Linked DNA regions of Homo sapiens: region 2 is linked to region 1. A link is a loop called in an ENCODE intact Hi-C map of the cell type or tissue named here. Cell type or tissue: right lobe of liver. All regions are shown on one strand.

What was found. Hi-C counts contacts between places; a loop is a spot of excess contacts. Peaks named below come from ENCODE experiments on the same cell type or tissue, not always from the same donor. Only the 100,000 strongest peaks of a DNase experiment are listed, where the experiment ranks them.
Region 2: a loop joins it to region 1, with 7 times the contacts of the local background. A loop is called at or near these places in 98 of 110 quality-filtered maps.

What each region holds. Positions count from the first base shown.
Region 1 is chr11:120,165,193-120,173,192 of GRCh38, forward strand. It overlaps LOC107984399 (a long non-coding RNA gene), which reads left to right and starts at 3,785. Exons shown (of 2, transcript NR_159965.1): 1 at 3,785-3,956; 2 at 4,579-6,489. RefSeq lists a silencer at 3,993-4,162 and an enhancer at 4,163-4,322. In right lobe of liver, CTCF peaks have their summits at 4,120 (motif pointing left) and 7,208; DNase peaks (open chromatin) are centred at 4,379 and 7,249; H3K4me3 peaks cover 1,506 bases; H3K27ac peaks cover 545 bases.
Region 2 is chr11:120,298,900-120,306,899 of GRCh38, forward strand. It overlaps POU2F3 (POU class 2 homeobox 3), which reads left to right. Exons shown (of 13, transcript NM_014352.4): 5 at 725-827; 6 at 3,387-3,469; 7 at 6,131-6,313; 8 at 6,745-6,886. Among named protein-coding and RNA genes, the nearest start is that of TLCD5, 22 kb to the right of the region's middle. RefSeq lists enhancers at 6,797-7,314, 7,879-8,000. In right lobe of liver, CTCF peaks have their summits at 1,263 (motif pointing left) and 4,328 (motif pointing left); DNase peaks (open chromatin) are centred at 1,232, 3,342 and 4,302.

The DNA.
Region 1 (8,000 bases):
ACCTCTGAAGTGCTCTTCATTTTTCTTTAAAATTTTTTGTTTGTCCTTAGGATAGGATAATTTTTAATGGTCTAGCTACAAGTTCACTAACTCTTTTTCCTGCTACCTCCAATCTGATGTTAAACCCATCTAGTAAATTTTTTATTTTATTGCTTGATCATTTTTGGTTCTAGAATTTCCATTTGTTTCTTTTATTATAGGATGTATTTTTCTGCTGATATTCACCATCTGTTCATTCATAATCCATATATTTTTCTTTATATTCTCAAATATTTATAAGAGCTGCTCTAAAATCTTTGCTAATTGCAATAGCTGGATCACCTCAGGGTTGAGGTCAATCGAATGTTTTTTAGTTGAGTATGGGCCGTGTTTTGTTTCTTTGCCTGCCTGTGAATTCTGATTAGATACTGGACATTGTGAATGATATGTACTAGAGACTCTGGATTCTGTCATATACCTTTGAAGAGTAATTTTTTTCTTTTTTTAACTTTTATTTTAGGTGTGGGGGTACATGTGAAGGTTTGTTACATAGGTAAACACGTGTCATCAGTGTTTGCTGTACATATTATTTCATAACCCAGGTATTAAGCCCAGTACCCAATAGTTATCTTTTCTGATCCTCTTCCTCCTCCTACCTTCCCTCTCAAGAAGACCCCAGTGTCTGTTCTTTCCTTCTTTGTGTTAATAAATTCTCATCATTTAGTTCCCACTTAGAAGTGAGAACATGCAGTATTTGGTTTCCTGTTCCTGCATTAGTTTGCTAAGGATAATAGCCTTCAGCTCCATCCATGTTCCCATAAAAGACATGATCTTGTTCTTTTTTATGGCTGCATAGTATTCCATGGTGTATATGTACCACATTTTCTTTGTCCAATCTGTCATTGATGGGCATTTAGGTTGATTCCATGTCTGTGCTATTGTGAATAGTGCTGCAATTAACATTCGTGTGCATGTGTCTTTATGGTAGAATGATTTATATTCCCCCAGGTATATACTCAGTAATGGAATTGCTGGGTCAAATGATAGTTCTGCTTTTAGCTAGAAGAGTAATTTCAACTGCAGCAGTTAGTTAACTTGGCTAGACTCAAACTCCAAACTCTGCCTCTCCTGTGGTGAGTAACATTTGAAACCTTTGCTCAGTTCCTTCAGCTTCTAGCTGCTGCTTTTTTGCCAGGCTGCCTGGGGTCTCCCTCATGCTTGACAGTTTAGCTTAATAGCTTAGCAATCAACCAAGGATTTGAGCAGATTTTACATTAGATTTTAGGGTTCACGCCCTCTGCGGTTCCCTCGCTTTCAGCATTCCCAATTTTCTGATTGCTCTGCCTGATACCTCAAACTAGTAAGTCTGCAGCTTCTGCCACTGAACCCACCCATGTGGTATGCCCTCAGAAAAAGGCTGCAAACTCCTAAGTCTCATTCTTTGCAGTTCATTTTTTCATGGGCGGACATCCCTTCAGTTTCTGCCTGCATTTAATCATTCTCCAATGTCTTCGATTAATGGGTTTTTAAAAATATTTTGTCTAGATTTTATCATTGTTATCTGCTGCTGGTGGCTGCTTGGGGAGGAGAGAGGGAAGGAGGAAGGGTTAGTAAAACAAAGCTATTCTTCCATTACTGGAAGCTAGAACTTTATTGTCCCTTTTACACAGTAGGAAACTGAGGCCCAGAGAATCAATGTGACTGGCCCAAAGTCTTTTGGCTAATAATCAACTTTAATATCCAAGTCTTGCTATCGTTGATTGATGGGGGCAGGTGATCCTCTGATTTTTTTCTATCTTGAAATGCCTCCATCTACCTCTCTCTTCTCACCCCTCAGACAGATTTACCCTGGATCTTGTGTGAAGTGTGAACACCTTACTAACTGTCCATTCACAAACTGCACTTGCCTTTTTCTTCAGTTGTAAGTACAACTGATGGGGCATGATGGTGGCTATTGGCCATACAGATGCTGGGTAAGACCCGTGGTAGGGATAGTGATGCTACCAGTAGCACCCTGGCCATAGCAGGGAGTTGATTATCAATTGTACTGGGAAGGCAGAGAGGGGTACTGTAAAAGGATCTTGGGCCATGAGTGTTGAGTTTGGTCCTGAATCTGCTGCATAATCATTATGAGACCTAATACAATTCTAATTATCACTCTAAACGTCAGTTTCTTATGTGTGTAGTTGAATGATAATTCACAGTAGTATGGTGTTGTTCTGAAGATCAAACAGAGGAGCATATATGGTTTGTAAACTAAAGTTAAAAATATGAGTCCTCCTAGTTGTTATCAGTGCCTGGTGAGGATGGCGGATGGTGAACCTGGCCACACAGGCACAGCGGTTATTGCCAGCAACCGGGGCAGAGGGAAGCCTCCGGGGTAATTCTCCGAGAGTTAAACTGGGTAGTGAAACCCACACAGGAAGGGTATAGAGGTGGCCCAAGAGACTATCCGTAAATTTGAAGCTGAAAAGATTTGGAAACGTCCAAGTTTAGTCACAGCGACGAGGGTGTATACAGACAGGCAGGACTGGTCTGTGGTCATAACTGGAAATAAGAAGCCCAAGCGTTTGAGCCCTGTTTGGTCATCAAAAAGTAATGGCTGGCAGGAAGCCAGAAAAAGAGACGGACTATTTCCATGCGATCCCGCAGTTCCTGGGGGAGCCCCACCGCATATCTGGTGAACAGGGACACTTCAGGCACCAGCGAGGCATGTTCTGTTGGAGGACAGGGAACTTCAGGGGGCCTCCCTGAGAACTTCCGGTGACACTTTACGAGGATGGATGAACCATCATTTGTTCTGAATCCAAGCCCACTGAGGAGCCAGGAGACCTAGTCAGCATCCCAGAGAAGCACCATATTTGGCAGACCCGCATATTGGACACTCTCTCCATTCATCACAGTCACAGCTAACATGCGCGGCACAGGCACCGTTCTAGCACGTGTGTGTGTGTCTGCCAAATATTTGTGAGTGTGTCTCACAACAGCTCTGTGAGAACCTTACATACTACATTGACGTTATACTTTCTTTTCAGTCTCCTGGAAGTTTGTTTATCATTAATCAGTTCCTCGAAGACAGACTGCCTCTGACTCTACAGACAGAAGCAAGCTTCGGGGTCTGAAAGCAATGAACGGACTACAGATTGTGGCGACCCCAGCCACCACATACACACTCTCGGGGGCTGCTCCCTTTTGAGGGCCTGACGTGGGGTCCAGGCAGGCACCCAACTGGACGTCTCTACATTGGCTGTGGACATAGTGGTGCTAGTGATGGTCACAGCTTACCCATGATGTGGCACATCTGGTGGGAGCCTCAGGCCGGGAACACCCTGGGGTGGGGAAGGGATCTCTGCGAAGGGAGGGGGTCTGCAGTCCAACAAGTGATGGCCTGGGGCGGCTTCAGGGAGTAGGGAGGGGCTGGACCGACGCCCGAATCCCACATATATGTGTAACGCATTGGAGTCTGCACTTGCGTGACCCTGTCACCGTCACCTCCTGGACTTCTCAGGAATCTCCTGGTTGCTCTCTGTAGGGCAACTCCAGCTCACTCCAAGTCACCCTCCACCCAGCAGCCAGAGGGATCTTTCCGAACATAAATTCCCTCTCGCCACCACCTCCCTCCTTCACACCCTGCCCAAGTCCCTTCAGTAGAGAGACCCAGGCCTGGAGACTGTACAAAGCCCTGCAAAGTCTGGTCCCGCCGCCGCACCCTCGGAGCCCAGCGCGGAGAGGGCGCTTAGTGCGTGAGCTACCGTCGTTCCCCGCGACTCAGCCGAGCGGCATCCGCACACCCTGCTAGCCTAGGAAGCGCATCGAGGGAGCCCGCTCAAGCTGAAGCGCTGCACGAGCTGTGTCTTCCTTCTCTCCGCCGCGAATGCGGGCAGGATGCGAGCAAAAGACCCGGCAAAGAGGGCGCCGAGGGGGCGCAGCCGGGGCGCTGGGCGGACCCAGAGGGGACATGGAGAGGAACGCGGAAGGTACGCGGTAGAGACGGGGAGGTGGCGCGAGGCGGGACATGGTGAGCGACCCGAGGGGCGCGCGGACTGGGCTCGCGGACGGGGCTCGCGGACGTAGAGCAGTCGAGGCGCGGAGGGGGAGCGCGCCCCCGTGTGGCCAGGCGGGGAGGCGCCACGGCCGGGGCCGTGGGGGCGGTGGGAAGCGCTCCGCGTCCGGGCTCTCAGCGTTCCCTGGCCTGCCCCGGCTCGCTAGGCTTTGATGGCTGCTTCCGCTCCCCATAAAGGCCTGTTTCATGGCCGACGCCGGCATGGGCTTTACGTCTGCCCTCGGGCTCCCTGCGGGCTGCAGAGGGCAGCGGTGAAATCCCCTGTCCGGCCAGGCTGTTCTTGCTCTAAAGGGAGGCCCAGGAGTGTGTGCGGGCGGCGTGCTCCGTGCTGGGCTCTGTGCCGAGCCCTATTCATTGCATATCCCAGTTTCTGTCTCTGGGTGCGTTTCCCTGGCCCTGGCCACTTCCCCTCTTTGAGCGTGGGCACTGTGTTTATTAGTTCATTTCCCATCCCCACACCAAGCACTGCCTGGCACAGAGCAGGCGCTCGGCAAAGGCTTGCGGGATGCGCAGACCAGCTCATTTAATGCTTGCAGGTGCCCTCTGCGGTGGGCATTACTATTTCCACCATCCTCATGATGGATCTGGAATCCACGGGGGTCCCCTGCCCAGGATCGTGCAGCCTGTGGAAGGCAGCAGGCGCCGGGATGCCGAATGGATTGAATGAGCTTCTCGGGGATTCCCTGAGCTTGGTGAACGCAGAGCCCACCCTGACGGTCAGGCCTAACCCCACCGCCAATAACAGAGCAGCCCTAGGTGGAAGTGGGCTGCCTGTGCCTGGCACTGGGAGCGGCAGAGGCGGCTGCCGCTGTGGAAGTAGCGCCCGCAGTGCCAAGCTCCTGTGCCTGGGAGGACGCGGGCACTGGGCGACCTGCAGTCGGGGCTGCCCCCAGGCAGGGCTCCCTGGCTTTCTCACAGCGCGGCTCGCGGGAAACGACGCTGCCCTATGGCACAGTGAAGTAAGGCGATGGCTGCTCTCAGCCAGAGGCGGGGCTGGGGGAGGGGGCCAGAGATGCCCCGGGAGCCCCTGGACCCTCTGGAGGGTCGGGTGGGGGAGGGGAGATCTCTGTCTTGACCACGCACTTGTAACCCATTCTTGGCACACCGGGATACCTTGCCTGCAGGTAGTGCTCTGCTCTCGGGGAGAGGGCACAACCTCTAATCCTCTGACCGAGGCTCTCTGCCTCTCACAAGAAGCCCCCAACACACTGGTTTTCCTCACAGCCTGCCCCAACTGCTCATCGGAACCTGCAGCCCCCTTCCCTGCCCCAACTGTCCCTCTGCGGACCCCATTACCCTACTTTCTGTCGAGCCCAACTGCCCTATCCTTTATACAGGCTGTCGGGGGCAATGGTGGTGAGCATGGGCTATGGAGTCAGATTGCCTGGGTTCAAATCCTGGCTCTGCCATCTTCTGACTGTGTGACCTTGGGCCAGTTTCTTTATTTCTGTGCCTCAGTTTTCTCGTCTGTAAAATTGACGGGATGGTGGCATCTGTCTCACAGAGTGGCTGTGAGGGTAGCGGGCACACTGCCACAGGCACGATGAACGTCAGCTCTTGTTGCCAACCTCCCCCCACAACACACACAGCTTAGTAACTCTACCCTCACCCAACACATAACACCTAGCTTGTCCCTCATAATGAGCTCTCAGCCTAAATCAGTGCCCTCAGCAAACCTGTGGTGCAGGGCACGTGTTAGGGTAGACAAGATCCTGGGGAAGACTCACTGACTCCACCGAGGCAGCACTGGCTGCAGCTGGGATTGGCCCAGACATTTAAGAGCCGAGGACTAAGCAATGCCTGCATTGCCTGCTATGTGCATATGTCCAGCAGGACGGCAGTGTCAGGCCACTGGCCAGTGGGGACCAGCCTCTGAGCTGGTCATCCGAACACCCTAGGAAAGAGTCCACCCCGTCCTTCATGTTCTATCACTGCTTGGCCTAGCTAAGCCAAGCACCTGGGCCCAAGCCCCACCGTGGAGATGGCGGCTGGAGCAGTGTCCGAGGTCACAGATGGAGGAATGTGACCTCCAGCCCAATCTCGACTCTGCTCTTTGCCAGTTCAGTCTTGCCCAAGTCACTTGGGTTCTCCAAGCCTATGATCTCCTCTTTAAAATGGAAGGGAGAGCTGGGCATGGCGGTTCATGCCTGTAATCCCAGTACTTTGGGAGGCTGAGACGGGAGGATCACATGAGGCCAGGAATTCAAGACCAGCCTGAGTAACATGATGAGACCCCCATCTCTACAAAAAAACAAAAAACACTTTGGTTTTTGTTTGTTTGTTTGTTTTTGTTTTTGTTTTTAATTAGCAGGGCATGATGGTGTGTTTCTGTAGTCCCAGCTACTCGGGAGGCTGAGGCGGGAGGATCAGTTGAGCCCAGGAGTTCAAGACCAGCCTGGACAACACAGCAGACCCCGTCTTTATAAAATAAATTCAGTAAAATGGAAGGGAGAGAGTCCATCTCTATTCCAGGTGCTTGGTCCTGGGGGAAGGTAGGGGAAGGGACAGAGAAGGAAGCAGGAGAGGCAGCACCAACACCTCTTCCCACCTGTGGGAGATTCTGCTCTCTCATTGACTGGAGCTGGGCTTGCCAGAAAGTCAGATGTGGCCAGTCATCTCTCTCTTGCCCCACCTGAGGTGAGCTCTAACTGTACCTTCTCCATCTCAGAAATAAACGTGGCCTTTGAGTGGGGACACTCAACAGTCAACTTCCCTGCTTCCCATGAGGCAGAGTTGCAGAAACCTAGATTCAATCCCTGCTGCACCAGTCCCTTACTAACTATGTGACACTGGACAAGATGTAGCCTCTCCAGCAGTGGCCAACTTTGTTTCGCTCTTATTACATACCAGGCCCTTGGGCAAGCACTTGCCCCCATCCGTGCAACAACCCCACGAAGTAGCCCATCTCACAGGCAAGAAAACTGAGGTTCCAAGAGGTTATGTAAGTTGCCACCATCACACAGCTGGCAAGTGGGAGAGCTAGAAGGTGGATGGTGGCAGAGTCTGGGCATTGGCACGTCACCCTCCCAGAGCACCGGGATGGGGAAAGGAGGTCTCTGGAAAGTATCTATCCAGCACAGGTGGAAACTCAACGCTGATTCTGGGTTTTTTGTCGCATCCCCTTTCGGAGGGAACCAAACTGTGATTCCTTGATCTCACCACAGGGTGTCTCCACGCCACTACTCAACCAGCCACCCGATGCCTGGGCTACCTTTGGCGCAGCCCTTCCTCCTGTGGGACTGGCTGCAGCCCTCCTGCTCCTGTGTGGCCTGTTTGCGCCTGTCTTGTCTTCAGCGGGGACAGGCTCTGATTCCTCTGGGAAGCATGAGGGCTGTCACTGACCTGCACCCCCTGCCTTGTGGGGTTCAGCGGAGTGGCGTGGAACAGAAGTGCTGCTTTCCACGTGGCCTCTTCTCTGCCTCCCCCAAGTTCCCCCACACTGTCCTGTGTCAAGAGTCACAGCCAGAGCCTCAGTCTCCAGAAGTCACGGCAACAGAGCTGTGGGGAGATCCCACGCCCTCCCATGGGGGACCTTGACCTGCCTGGAGAGAGGGGCTCGTGCCACCTGCGTGGGGCCCCTCCCCAGTCTGGCTTGGTAACTGCGGACCTCTGTATTACTTCCTCTTCTCCGCAGCCCATGCTGCCGTGAATGTCCCCGTGTGACAGTTGTTAGAAGGGGAGTAATTACCTCCTTTTGGAAGTTTCAATGAGACCATGTAGGTAAAAAACATCTTGCAAGCTCTTCATTGAAATGTTGCTTGCCAAAAATAGGGAAACGGGGGCTAGGTCAAATGACTGTCCCAAAGCCACTCAGTAAGTCAGCGGTGGCCATAGGATCCTGATCCCAATCTAGCGATTCTCCCAAGAAATCACACTTGACTTTGGGGTGGCCTCCTCTGTGTGAACCTAGTCCAGGGCGTTGAAAGGGCACAGAACAGAGATCCTCGGGAGGAGGAGG
Region 2 (8,000 bases), 130 kb after region 1:
GGAAACACATAAGAATATGCATCTGTCCCTTCACCTGCCATTTAGCAGGGCTTCTCAGGTCTTCTCTATGTGCACAAACCTAAGCTCAACCTCATGGGGCACAGAGCTCTGGCGTCTCCATTGCAGAGGACTCCCCGATCCCCCAAGCATCGGAATTATTAGTCCTATGTCCTGGGCTGGTAGGAGAAATCCTGGACTTTTTGTTTAACTAAATTGGTTTTATTAAGAATGAATAGTTTGCTCCACCCCCCAACTCCCACCCCAACACCCTCCAGGAAAGATTCTGGCCCAGGAAACAGCCGAGGCATGGCTTTTAGCATAACCAGGTGGCATGAGATTTAAAAAGAATTGGATAGTTGGGGATTGCATGTTATCTCTAGGATAAACTTTGAGAGATGGGTCATACCCAGGCTTTGCCTTCAGGGCATTTTATAGTCTAGTTGGGAGACAGGACTGACACATACAAAAATTAACTCAGGAGGCAAGGGTTAAGTAACAATATGTAGTAAGGACTCCTAGGCTGAGGGCAGAAGCTGTAACAATACCAGTGTTAACGGAGTAGCTACTATTTGCTAGACACTGGGGATACACAGTGGCATAAACCAAGGTCAGCCTGCAAAGTCTCTGAGTCTGGAGACCCCTGGGACGGACGAGTGGCAGGCAGATGGGGCTGATGTCCCCAGCTTGTAAATTCTGTGGTGTATGTGTATCTCTCCGTGTGTAGGACATGGCTTCCCTCCATCCGCTCCAGCAGCTTGTGCTGGTTCCCGGCCACTTACAGTCTGTATCCCAGTTCCTGCTATCTCAGACCCAGCCTGGGCAGCAAGGTAAGAACCCTGGGGGTTTCCACCTAGACCAAGTCCAGTCAAGTGCTGCTGTTGCTGCTGTTTTTTGCTGGGTGAGGGGGCCTAATTGGAGAGCATGCGTCAGTCAGTCACCCATCTGCTATTAAGACCTACTTATCCACCCCAGGGTCTGAGGAAGGGACCCTGGCAATGCTCCTCCAGGCTTAGTCTCCTTCTCTGCTTCCCCTTCCCAGCCTCCTGTTGGGTGGTCTGGTCCACCTCCTCAATTTCGTGGTGAGTGGAGACGGAAGGTGCAGGCGTGGAGCAGAGCTATGCTGTACAAGGGAGGGGAAGCGCCCTGGGAAATGCAGTACAGACAAGTCCCAATTCCTTGGAAATCTCTCCTGGACACAGATTCAGACTTGCTTCCTGGAAGCCTGGCTGTGATTCTATTTGGAGAGAGCAGCAGTGCCACCCACAGGTTGTAGAAAGGGTGTTCAGGTTTTCTTTGGCAGGGAAGTTACTCGCAGAGAACTTCTCCCTGGCCAAGAGCAAATAGATTGAACTATTAATAAATAGCTAACATTTCTTGAGCATGATGTGCCAGGAGCTCTTCTGAGTAATTTTTCTGACATTCCTCAAAATAACCTTGTAAAGTAGGTAGTTCTATTATGCCTCTGGTGACCTACTGGGAAGTTCCAGAACCGTTTAGCTGAGACCCATACTCTTGGTCATCACAGTGTGCTGCCTGTCCCACTCCCATCTCCATCAGCTAGGGTCAAAAGTGATGGAGGGTTGGCCAGGCTCGGTGGCTCACGCCTGTAATCCCAGCACTTTGGGAGGCCGAGGTGGACGGATCACTTGAGGCCAGAAGTTCGAGACCAGCCTGGCCAACATGGTAAAACTCTGTCTCCACTAAAAATACAAAAATTTGCCGGGTGTGGTGGTGCATGCCTGTAATCCCAGCTACTCAGGAGGTTGAGGCAAGAAAATCACCGGAACCTGGGAGGCAGAGGTTGCAGTGAGCCAAGATTGCACCACTGTCCTCCAGCCTGGGCGACAGAGCAAAACTCTGTCTCTGAAAAAAAAAAATAATGGAGGAAGTATAAACTCTCTCCTGTTGCACAAATCCCAAGTAGAGGTTTTGGAAATCCAGAATCCAAACAAAATGCAACTCTGCCTTCCGCCCTTAGCACCTGCACAAATGACAGTCACTATCCTTAGTTTCCAAGGCACCTCAGAATATTATGGTGATGAATGAGACCCTATTTGAATTTTTAAGTGTTTATTTTGGTTAAAAAATAAACATCATACTCCTGGAATGGAAAAGGGAAGGTAACAGTTTAATTTGTTTTCAGAAGACTGGAGAGCGACATGAAAATGGCCCAGGCTTATAACCACCTAGGTCAGTGTATGATGCAGTGGTGGAAAGACACTTCCAAATTTGGAGTCAGAAAAATTTACTGGTTTCTTTAAAAAGTCACTTACTAACTGTGTGTTTTGGGGAAAGTTACCTAACCTCTCTGAGCTTCCATTTCCTCTTCTGAAAAAATGGGATAATAGCAAGGCTCTGCCTCATGAGATTATTGAGAGTCACTTGAAATAATGCATGTGAAAAGGCTGTATCCATTTCAACCGCCATGTCAGAATTGCCATTAGTACCCAAGCCTCTCAACTCCCAGTTCTGGATTCCTTGTAAGAGCTTTCTTGCCTATGTATTTTAATAATGAACAATGAAGCCCTGACTTTTTGAAACTGAAGAGCATAAAGGTCAACATCAGCAGATGCTGTATGTACATTGTGACCCAGAACAGCCTAGGGAAAACAGAGACCCCAAAGTGCTGTTGAGTGACAAGCGATTGGGATGACCAACCCCATTGTCTGCTTTGGTGGTTTGATGGCCCCACTCCTGCTGGGAGAGTGAGCCACCAACCAGGCAGAGTCCCTCATGTACCGTTTTCCTGGGGAGGATGGAGAAGCCGGTATAATACATACTGCCCAAGGGAGTTTCCAGAGGCTCAGCCCTGGACTTTCCCTCCTCTCTCAGCCCTCTCTCCCAAGTATAAAATGTCCTGGTCAGCCACATGCCTCTGGCTAAGGCCCACTGCCCTTTAGAGCCGTATGGTCGTATCTGCTTGGTCTGGCATCCTCGCAGATTTGATTGGGCCTCTGTAGCCATAACCCAGCTACTTCTCCTGCAGGGAAAGCCAAAATCCTCAGCCCTAGCTTGAATTCTCAGCAGCCACCCTGCATCCTTTCCCTTCTTGGTTTTCTTCAGCTCTGGTAATCAGATCCCAGAGTAGATCGTCTTGACCCTCCTTAGCCTCTACGCCTCTCCAGACAGGCGGGCAGGTGGAAGGACTGGTTTGGGGACTGCTGTTTACATGTCTGTTTATCCCTGTATCTGATTTGCCTCCACCTGTATGTGGCAATGCCTGGCAGTGCTAGGAGGGCCTCTCCATGGGACTTGAGGTGGGTGGAGGGACCTGATCAGGTGGCAGGGGGTGGGGACAGTGATCGTGGTGCCAAAGTTGTAGCACATGTGTTTCAAATAGCCTGGATTTTATTTGTCTGTTCCTTTGTCCCTCCCCTTTCACCCAGGTCTGCAGCCAAATCTCCTCCCCTTTCCACAGCAACAAAGCGGTCTCCTCCTCCCACAGACTGGGCCGGGACTGGCATCCCAGGTAAACAACCCCATTCTTCCTGTTTCCTCTAGGAATGTCTCAGCTCTCACTGAGTTTAACTCACTGGTTTCCCCCTACCCCTTTAACAGGGCACTAACCCCTCTGGGGAGAGGGGATAGCAGGGAACTATCCATTGGCACAGGGGAAATCCAAGCTACAGCAAGTGGGGGGACAATTTACCAAGTGTCACTGGTGGGGCCACAGTTAGAATCCAGAGATTCCAGCTCCCAGGCCAGCCTCCTTCATGCTCCAGGCACTGAACTCCAACCCTGCACAGGCCCCAGCATTGCTCCTCTGAGAGCCAGGCTCAGCTCACTTCTCAGGCATACCAAGATGGCCACGAACCCTACCTAGGTGCTCTCAAGCCCCAAGAGGGAGACTAGAATACTACAGACCTGATGTCCCAGACCACAAAGCCAGTGTCTTTCACCTCTGGGCCACTATTCCAGATTGCCTCCTGCAGTGGGCACGTATATAGGCCAGTGGGCTGAGGTCTGGGAGAGGGGTTGTTTGCAGAGCTGCCATGGTTCCACACAGCACCTTTTTTCCAACTAGGAAAAAGGCACCTCTTCTGGCCAGGTGCAGTCTCATGCCAAGGTGGACAGATTGGCGACAGCAGCATGAGCTGTATCTTAGCTGCCATTCCTCCCCTGATCTGGGTGCCCCTGTACAGTTAATAACCTGCACAGCTGCATGAGATGGCTCTGCACAGATGGTTGGGCAGAATGGTTGGGAATGACTGCAGAGATCTCTGTGCTAAGATCCCCATGGCTCACCAAGAGCCCGGCCTTCAGAGAGGGCTGAGGCCACTAAAAGTACCTGGAGGGGAAGCTCGCCATCTAGTGGTTGAAATGGGGACACCAGCATCATAAGCTGCTCTTCCGCCTCCTCCTGGCTGCCCTCTCCAGAATCTCATAGCCATGGGCTTACAGCTGGAAGAGATCTTAGAATCTTCAAGATCAACTCTCATCTCTTATCATATTTTGGCATGGAGAGACTGGTAGCAGAGAGACCACATAGAAGATTATGAAGATCATCCAGGGGAGGGGTCATAAAGGATTGGCTTAGAGTTGTGGCAATAAGAAGAGGGGATGATTGAGGAGATGCTTTGGGAAGTTGAATCAGTGCAGTTTGCCAGTGGATTGGAGATGAAAGGAGGAGGGAGAAGGTCTAGCAGAGAGCCCCATAAGTCTTTGTCAAATGAAAGAACAAATGATTTAATGAAAAGGAAGGTTCAAAGAGGACTGGGGCTTTGTCCTGAGGGTCTGGTCTATGCCACACTCTCCTCACACACCCTCTCCCTGCAAACTAAGACCAAATTCATGATGGTTTCAGACTAAAAGACCCTTCACTGGGGGAAAGACTCCTAAACTTCTCTCTAGAGGTCCTTTTACCTTCTTCATCATAAGGATACCTATCTGAATGGTAAACCCAAATATCCCAGAGGAGAAGAAGTAATGTTTAGTCTACAAAAAGTAAATCAAAAAGGAGAGAAGAGGTGGATTTAGCCCTTTGAGCTAGCTGGCCACAGTGCCTGGACCCCTAGGCCCAGATTCCACTCTATCCTTGTGGAATGATAGATGTCCTTAAGATCGGATTCATTCCTGACCCCAAATAGGCACAGCATGGTTCTAGGTTTAAGGGTACGTTTTCCTATGAAAATAAGCTCAAGAAATAATATTTGGCTGGGCACGGTGGCTCATACTTGTAGTCCCAGCACTTTGGGAGGCCAAAGCAGGTAGATCACTTGAGCCCAGGAGTTTGAGACCAGCTTGGGCAACATGGTGAAGCCCTGTCTCTAAAAAAACAAAAGTTAGCCAGGTGTGGTGGCACACGCCTGTAGCCCCAGCTGTTCAGGAGCCTGAGGCAGGAGAATGACTTAAGCCCAGGAGGTTGACGCTGCAGTGAGCAGTGATTGTGCCACTACACTCTAGCCTGGGTGACAGAGTGAGATCCTGATTCAAAAAAAAAAAGAAGAAGAAGAAGAAAAAGAGAGAAAGAAAGAATATCTCCTAGCAACCCAAATGTGATCAAGGTGCATTTTATAAAGGTACTGATTAAAATACCTTTGATTAAAAACAAAACACTTTCATGAAAGAAAATGGTGGTTTAGAAAGTAAAATGAGGCACAAGAGTTTGACATTTTAGGAAAGTTCTATGAAGGCCATGAGTTATTGGATGTCCCCTGTTATCTTCAGTTAATGCCTGTTCAACACCTCAGTTACCTGCTTTATGGAAAAAAACAAAAAACAAAAAAACAAAGCAAGCAACCTTTTCTTTGTCCAGTTCTGTGATTTGTTTTTGGAATCTTTGTAAACAACCCTGCTAGCTCCTTTTATGGTAGAAAACTGAAAGGAGGAAGTAACCTGCTAAGACTCAAAAAGTGAGTCACAGGCTAAACTCAGGCCACCTCCCTATCCTGCACTCCTGATGTTTCTACCCAGATATTCCAGTTATTTGCTATACATTTATAGAAACTTTAATTTCCACTTCCATGCCACTGGAAAAATATAAGACTCCAATGTACCCAGGGTGTATCCAGGGATCTGTCATCCTCTAAGTGGGCCTATTAGTAAAAAAAAAAAAAAAAAAAAAAAAAAAAATCAGAAAATGTTATTTATTGATCTTCGTGGTGGATCTGCTTGGCGTGTTTCCTATCAGGCATTTGGGCACCCTGGGCTGCCAGGATCCTCTTTAGAACCCCACCTGGAAGCATCCCAGCATCTCCCAGTGCCCAAGCATCTACCCAGCTCTGGAGGGGCCGATGAGCCCAGTGACCTCGAGGAGCTGGAGAAGTTTGCCAAGACCTTCAAGCAGAGGCGCATTAAGCTGGGCTTCACACAGGTTTGGTTTTAGGGGAAAAGATAGAAGAAGTCTAGCCGAGCGGCTGGAGACTGGGCTTCCCAAGTGCAGGTTTCAAGAGCGACCAGAGGCTCGATGTGTTTGGGGTCTCCTCATCATGTCCCTGAGTTCTCTGAGAATAGGGCACAGTTGCCATTGGTAGGGAAACTGAGGACGTTGCTGGTGGAGGAGAATGAGAGGTGGAAAAGGGGCTGGCTCTCCTGAGCACGTGGGCGTGGTCCACTGAGAGTCTAAGGAGAGAAAGAAACCGATTCTTCACCTTAGAGGGAGGAGACTTGGAAAGGAGCCGAGCATGGGTGAGCACTCAAAGATTCAGGCTGGCTGTGTGATCGATGCTAGGACCATGCAGGATGTGGGCAAACAAGAGGAGGAGGCTGCCTCTCATGTTCCTCCCCCTCGGTCCCCACGCTTAGGGAGATGTGGGGCTGGCGATGGGAAAGCTGTATGGCAACGACTTCAGCCAGACCACCATCTCACGATTTGAGGCCCTCAACCTGAGCTTCAAGAACATGTGCAAGCTCAAGCCCCTGCTGGAGAAGTGGCTGAATGATGCAGGTAGGCCTCGCAAACACGGATGCCAGGGGCCCTAGAGGGCTCTGCAGGGAAGGGCCAGTGACTTGTCGTGTTGGGGCTTTTGGGAGTTTGATACCTAACACCCCCTTCTTCTCCTGAGACTGGAGCCGATGGAGAAACAAGACACAGGACACAGGCAAGTGTAGATGAAAGTGTCAGCTCGACTACTGAGAAGCCCTCAGAAGGATGTGGATTTAGGTCTGTGTCCATCAGGATTTGTCCCCATTCCATTCCTACCCCATCCCACCCAGCATAGATCTTAGGACAGCTTGCCAGCAACAAAGTCTGGATCTGCAGAGCAGATACACTTATGCAGATTGCTGTCTGGAATAAGTCTAGTCAGGGATACAGGGCAGTGGGGCCTCTAGGGTCTCACTGGGAGGGGGAGACCACAGGCACGACACAGGGTCTTTCCCTGGGTAGTTCTTGAGGAGGTTTTCAGCAGACAGGGACTTACTGCAACCCATGCTGGTCAGGAAAGCCTGACAGCAGGAATGGGGTTTGCAGGAGGACTCAGTGAGGGGTGGTGGCCGGGAGGCAACCCAGGAGATCAAGCGTGTAAGCCAAGGGACCTCACATTTGGCAGCAGGGACTAGCATACAGGATGGGGCTTCTCAACCTTGGCACTATAGACATCCTGGGCCAGGTCATTCTTGTTACCAGGGACTGGCCTATGCATTGCAGGATGTTTTGAGCATCCCTGGTCCCTACCTACTAGTTGCCAGTAGCATCCACCCCCAGTTGAAACAGCCAAGAATCTCTCCAGACATTGCCAAATGTCCCAGGGGGAGTGGTGGTGATGCAGAGTCCCCCCCGGTTGAGAACTGCCGGCCTAGGCAGAGAGAGGGAGTGAGCCAGTCTCCAGGGCTGGGCTCTATTCAGTCGATTCATATGGATTCGTGGTTACACTGGAGAGGGAGAAAAGGGTGGGGCAGCCAGCCAGGGCTGTTACTCATACGGAAGGGCCTCCACACGCAAGCATGGGAGGGGGCAGGAAGCTCCCCCTACAGGCTGTCCCTTAGACAGCCTTTATGGAAGCACTGAAATGAGCGAAATGATCCGAAGGTCTTCGAATCTCTGGGGAAGGGCCCTGTGA